2 separate regions of the Homo sapiens genome follow, and region 1 is linked to region 2. The links are chromatin loops, found by intact Hi-C in ENCODE. Cell type or tissue: Calu3. All regions are shown on one strand. Each heading gives the region's core, and the rest is flanking DNA. Links, peaks and the distances in the headings are about the cores only. Region 1 overlaps STARD9 (StAR related lipid transfer domain containing 9). Region 2 has its middle 5.8 kb from the start of TTBK2.

Region 1 (2,810 bases), core at 238-2,737, 220 kb after region 2:
CTGAGGTAGGCAGATCACTCGAGGTTAGGAGTTTGAGAAAAGCCTGGCCAACATGGTGAAACCCCATCTCTACTAAAAACACAAAAATTAGCCAGGCGTGGGGGCAGGCGCCTGTAATCCCAGCTACTCAGCAGGCTGAGACAAGAGAATCGCTTGAACCCAGGAGGTGGAGGTTGCAGTAAGCTGAGATCACGCCCCTGCACTCCAGCCCGAGTGAGAGAGTGAGACTCCATCTCAAAAAATAAAAAATAAACAAACAAACAACAGGCTGGGTGCAGTAGCTCATGCCTGTAATCCCAGCACTTTGTTCAGCTGAGGTGGGCAAATCACCTGAGGTCAAGAGTTTGAGACCAGCCTAGCCAACACTGAAAACCCCATCTCTATTAAAAATACAAGAAAAATTAGCCAGGCATGGAGGGTGATGCATGCCTGTAGTCCCAGGTACTCGGAGTGCTGAGCCAGGAAGAATCGCTTGAACCTGGGAGGCGGAGGTTGCAGTGAGTCAAGATGGCGCCACAGCACTCCAGTCTGAGTGACAGAGCAAGACTCCATCTCAAAAAAATAAACAAACAACAGATCAGTAACACAGAGGCACAACAAGATGGCAGAATAGGACCCGTCAGTGATAGTTCCCCACAGAAACATCAATTTGAACAACAATCCACAAAAGAAAATATCTTCGCTAGAGCTAGGAAAACCAGTTGATAGATAAAAGTACTAGATTTTACAAGGAGAAGAAGATGCATTAAAGATAATAGGAAGGACAGTCTCATATTATCTGTACCAACCCTTCCCCAACCCTAGGTAGTGATGAGAGACACCGCCCACATGGCAGAAGGAGAGGTTAGTGGACATGGGACTTTGCCTTAGAGCCCAGTACTAAGTCTGCCACAGTAATACACAGAACCAGAAAAAACCCCACAGCCTAATTCCAGGCCTGTGCCCACGGACAAAGATTGTGGACCCACACTAAGCACCAGAAAGGAATTCCCCACCCCATCAGGATGAATGGGATTCTCACATCACTGGGCCCCAAATAAATTTCAGCATGGTAGCAGCCTGGGCCTTGGGCATGACCCATTTCCACCCTGGTCCAAGAGGCCATAGGCTTCAGGTGTAGCCCTGCATAGCATCAGCTGTGGCAGCCACAGGACTGCCCACATCACCTTTCCCTCCAACTGTAGGCAACATGGTACAGAGAAAGACACCATCTACTTTAGGGAAGGAGACCGAATTATGCATGAAACTTTTCCTTGGAACCCAGTACCAAGCCCACAACAACAAAACCAGCACCTGGTTCAGGGCCCTGGCCAGCATTACCACACGAGGTGGGGAACTCTCCCTGGGTCTTACTCAGGTCCATCGGGGCCAGGGACATTGGAGTCTGTAACAGAGTCCCAGCTACATAGGCTTACAGTGCCCTCTAGCGCTAAGATGGCTACAGTGACCACAGGCTTAGGGAACTCAACAGTCAGGCTCCTTTGAATTCCTGGAAGGCTCTCTGAAAGACAGGTACAAACAAGGCCAGATTGCAAAAATTGGAATATATATCAATTTCTTCAATGCCCAGATATTGACACACATTGGAAAGCATCAAGAACATTAAGGGAACTATGACCTCACCAAACCAACTAAATAAGGTGCCAGTGATCCATCCTGAAGAGATTGAGAAGTATAATCTAAGACAGGGAATTCAAAATAGTTGTTTTGAGGTAGCCCAATAAACTTCAAGAAAACACAGAGAAATAATTCAGAAATCTATGAGAGAAACTTTACAAAGAGATTAAAATAATCTTGGCCAGGCGTGGTAGCTCATGCCTGTAATCCCAGCACTTTGGGAGGCCGAGGCAGGCAGATCACCTGAGGTCAGGAGTTCGAGACCAGCCTGACCAACATGGTAAAACCCCATCTCTACTAAAAATACAAAAAAAATTAGCCGGGCGCTGTGTCAGGTGCCTGTAATCCCAGCTACTCGGGAGGCTGAGGCAGGAGAATCGCTTGAACCCGGGAGGCGGAGGTTGCCGTGAGCCAAGATCACGCCACTGCACTCCAGCCTGGGCAACAAGAGTGAAACTCCATCTCAAAATAAATAAATAAGTAAATAATAATAATAATCTTTTAAAAATCAAACAGAAATCCTGGAGGTGAAATACACTGAACAAACAAAAATGCATTAAAATGCTGTCTTGACAGCAGAAATTATAAAGCAGAAGAATAAATCTGTGAGCTCAAAGACAGGATATTTGAAAATACAGAGGAGGAAAGAAAAAAAGAATGAAAAAGAACAAAAGAAAGCTTAAAGAATCTGTGTGATAGTGTCAAAAGAACAAATGTGGCCAGGCGCGGTGGCCCACGCCTGTAATCCTAGTATTTTGGGAGGCCGAGGTGGGTGGATCATGAGGTCAGGAGTTCAAGACCAGCGTGACCAACATGGTGAAACCCTGTCTCTACTAAAAATACAAAAAAAAAAAAAAAATCAGCCAGGCATGGTGGCTGGCGCCTATAATCTCAGCTACTTGGGAGGCTGAGGCAGGAGAATTGCTTGAACCCTGGAGGCGGAGGCTGCAGTGGGCAGGGATTGTGCCACTGCACTCCAGCCTGGGTGAACAGTGCAAGACTCCATCTAAAAAAAAAAAAAACAAACAAAACAAAAAAAACAAATGTACGAGTCACTGGCATTCAAGAGGGAGTGCAGAATGAGAACGGAGGGGAGTAGAAAGTTTATTCAAAGCAATAATAACAGGGAACTTTCCAAACCTAGAGAAAGATATAAATATTGAGGTATGGAAAGGTAAAAAGTTCCCAATTAA
Region 2 (2,810 bases), core at 10-2,509:
TCAAGACCAGACTGCGCAATATAGTGCTAGCCCTGGCCCTACAAAATAATAATAATAAAAAAGATGAGGTGGTACACTGCTGTAGTTCTAGCTACTGAAGAGGCTGAGGTGGGAGAATTGCTTGAGCTCAGGTGTTCAAGGTTACAGAGAGCTATACTGGCACCATTGCACTCCAGCCTGGGCAACAGAGTGATACCATTTCTTTTCTTTGAAAGCATCTTAATACAGAAAAATGCAGAAAAAGGCAAACCCAGAGGTGTTGATAGCACTTGTTTGAAAGGTAATACAATGTGACATCACTTGTATTTTTGTACTTATTAGTATTTAACTTTTTGCATTAATTATTTTAAAATACCTACTGAGTGTACTTAATATTTACAGAGTGAAGAAGGTATGGGGAATACACAGTATAAGAAATTATCCCTCTACATTCTATAAAAATAAGATGTACAAAAACTATAATTCAAAATAGCATATATAGGAACCACATCTTATATATTTTTAATCCTCCATAGGATATCCTATGGTAGCCTTGATGTAGGTGCTTAATACATTTCTGGAAATTTTTATCTGCCATCTATGAATATATTTTATTTGGTAGAACATACAATTCCCAAATAACACCACCGGAAAAATATTTTAAGATCATCTTTGGCCCGGCGCAGTGGCTCATGCCTGTAATCCTAGCACTTTGGGGGGCTGAGGCAGGTGAATCACCTGAGGTCAGGAGTTCGAGACCAGCCTGGCCAAGATGGTGGAAACCCGTCTCTACTAAAAATACAAAAATTAGCTGAGCATGGTGGTTCATGCCTGTAATCCCAGTTACTCGGGAAGCTGAGGCAGGAGAATCACTTGAACACAGGAGGCAGAGGTTGCAGTGAGCCGAGATCGTGCCGCTGCACTCCAGCCTGGGCGACAGAGTGAGACTCCGTCTCAAAAAAAAAAAGATTATCTTTTTCATGAGCATAATCAGGTCTTTAAAAATGATTAAAATCTTTAGCCACTGGCTAGTCGGCTTTGATTAATGTCAAAAATATAAGACCAGTTTTGCTTCAATACACCTTGCAGTGGAACACTATTATCGCTAGGGTGCGCTATTAGCATTGCTAGCCAGTTAATGATCCTGCCAGAAGAGCCTGAAAATCACAGAAAGCTGTCCAGTGTTTGGAGTGGAGTGGCAGGTTCCTGAACTAGACTGAAAGTCACTGAACTTTTTCCAGACTGTCACAGGCACAATCATAACATCACCCCACTACTTTCTCATTTTAAAAATATGAGTATACAACAATAATATATTAATGGGGCCGGGCGCAGTGGCTCACACCTGTAATCCCAGCACTTTGGGAGGCCGAGGCCAGCGGATCACCTGAGGTCAGGAGTTCGAGACCAGCCTGGTTAACATGATGAAACCCCGTCTCTACTAAAAATACAAAAAAAATTAGCTGGGTGTGCTGGCAGCCACCTGTAATCCCAGCTACTAGGGAGGCTGAGGCCGGAGAATCACTTGAACCCGGGAGGCGGAGGTTGTGGTGAGCTGAGATCGCACCATTGCACTCCAGCTTGGCCAACAAGAGCAAAACTCCATCTCTGAAAAAAAAAAATTATATATATATATGACCTTGCAACAAAAATATGAGCAAATATGTGTAGCTATAATTCACTCTTCTAATAAAACCTGCAAAAAGTTAACAGTTAATGATATAATTATTCTGTGTTTCATAAAAGGCCTAAACAGGAAGCAGATCAAGAAATAACCACAATTAGAATTACTTTGTGAATGTAAACTCTTTTAGTTTCTTTTCTCACTTTACTAGGTCTAATCAATGTCAATCTTTTCTGATATTACGGTCTATTTTAATCATCATCATTAAACACAAATTGATATCAATAGGTTAAAAGGCGATAAACTCATATCTCCCAAATTGAGAGTTTTTTGCCTTGCCCGCTCAACACCGTTTTCTCTTACCTAATTCTTTTTGCTTGAAATTTCTTTAATTAGAAATCAGGGCCTGGTGCAGTGGCTCATGCCTGTAATCCCAGCACTTTGGGAGGCTGAGGCAGACGGATCACGAGATCAGGAGTTCGAGACCAGCCTGGCCAACATAGCGAAACCCTGTCTCTACTAAAAATACAAAAATTAGCCAGGTGTGGTGGCACATACCTGTGGTCCCAGCTACTTGGGAGGCTGAGGCAGGAGAATCGCTTGAACCCGGGAGGTGGAGCTTGCAGTGAGCCAAGATGGTGCCATTGCACTCCAGCCTGAGTGACAGAGCAAGACTCTGTTTAAAAAAAAAAAAGAAAATAAATCAAGGCTGGGCGCAATGGCTCACGCCTGTAATCCCAGCACTTTGAGAGGCTGAGGAGGATGGATCACTTGAGGTCAGGAGTTCAAGACCAACCTGGCCAACACGGTGAAACCCCGTCTTTACGAAAAATACAAAAATTATTCTGGCGTGCTGGCAGGTGACTGTAATCCCAGCTACTTGGGAGGCTAAGGCGGGAGAACTGCTTGAACCTGGGAGGTGGAGGTTGCAGTGAGCCAAGATCGTGCCACTGCCCTCCAGCCTGGGTGACAGGGTGAGACTCCATCTCAAAAAAAAAAAAATCAAGTCTTTTACTTAAAAGTAAAATTTTCACTAAAAAAAAAAAAAAAAAAGAACAAAGTTTCAAAAACACAAACACTTGAGGTAGTGAATATATTTGATGTGAATGCCTTTCTGTCGAAATCAGAATGCAGCTGATACTGACTTAAAGAAATGAAGCTCTCAGAGAACCCCAAGGATTTGGCCTTTGAGTATCTTTATATGCTG

Evidence for each region. Peaks named below come from ENCODE experiments on the same cell type or tissue, not always from the same donor. Only the 100,000 strongest peaks of a DNase experiment are listed, where the experiment ranks them.
Region 1: a loop joins it to region 2, with 7 times the contacts of the local background. A loop is called at or near these places in 92 of 110 quality-filtered maps.

Annotation. Positions count from the first base shown.
Region 1 is chr15:42,703,197-42,706,006 of GRCh38, reverse strand. All of the region lies in intron 26 of STARD9 (StAR related lipid transfer domain containing 9), which reads right to left. Among named protein-coding and RNA genes, the nearest start is that of CDAN1, 33 kb to the left of the region's middle. In Calu3, for the core only: a CTCF peak has its summit at 1,421 (motif pointing left); a DNase peak (open chromatin) is centred at 1,406.
Region 2 is chr15:42,925,162-42,927,971 of GRCh38, reverse strand. No RefSeq gene overlaps it. Among named protein-coding and RNA genes, the nearest start is that of TTBK2, 5.8 kb to the right of the region's middle. In Calu3, for the core only: no CTCF peak of the experiment used is centred there; a DNase peak (open chromatin) is centred at 1,121.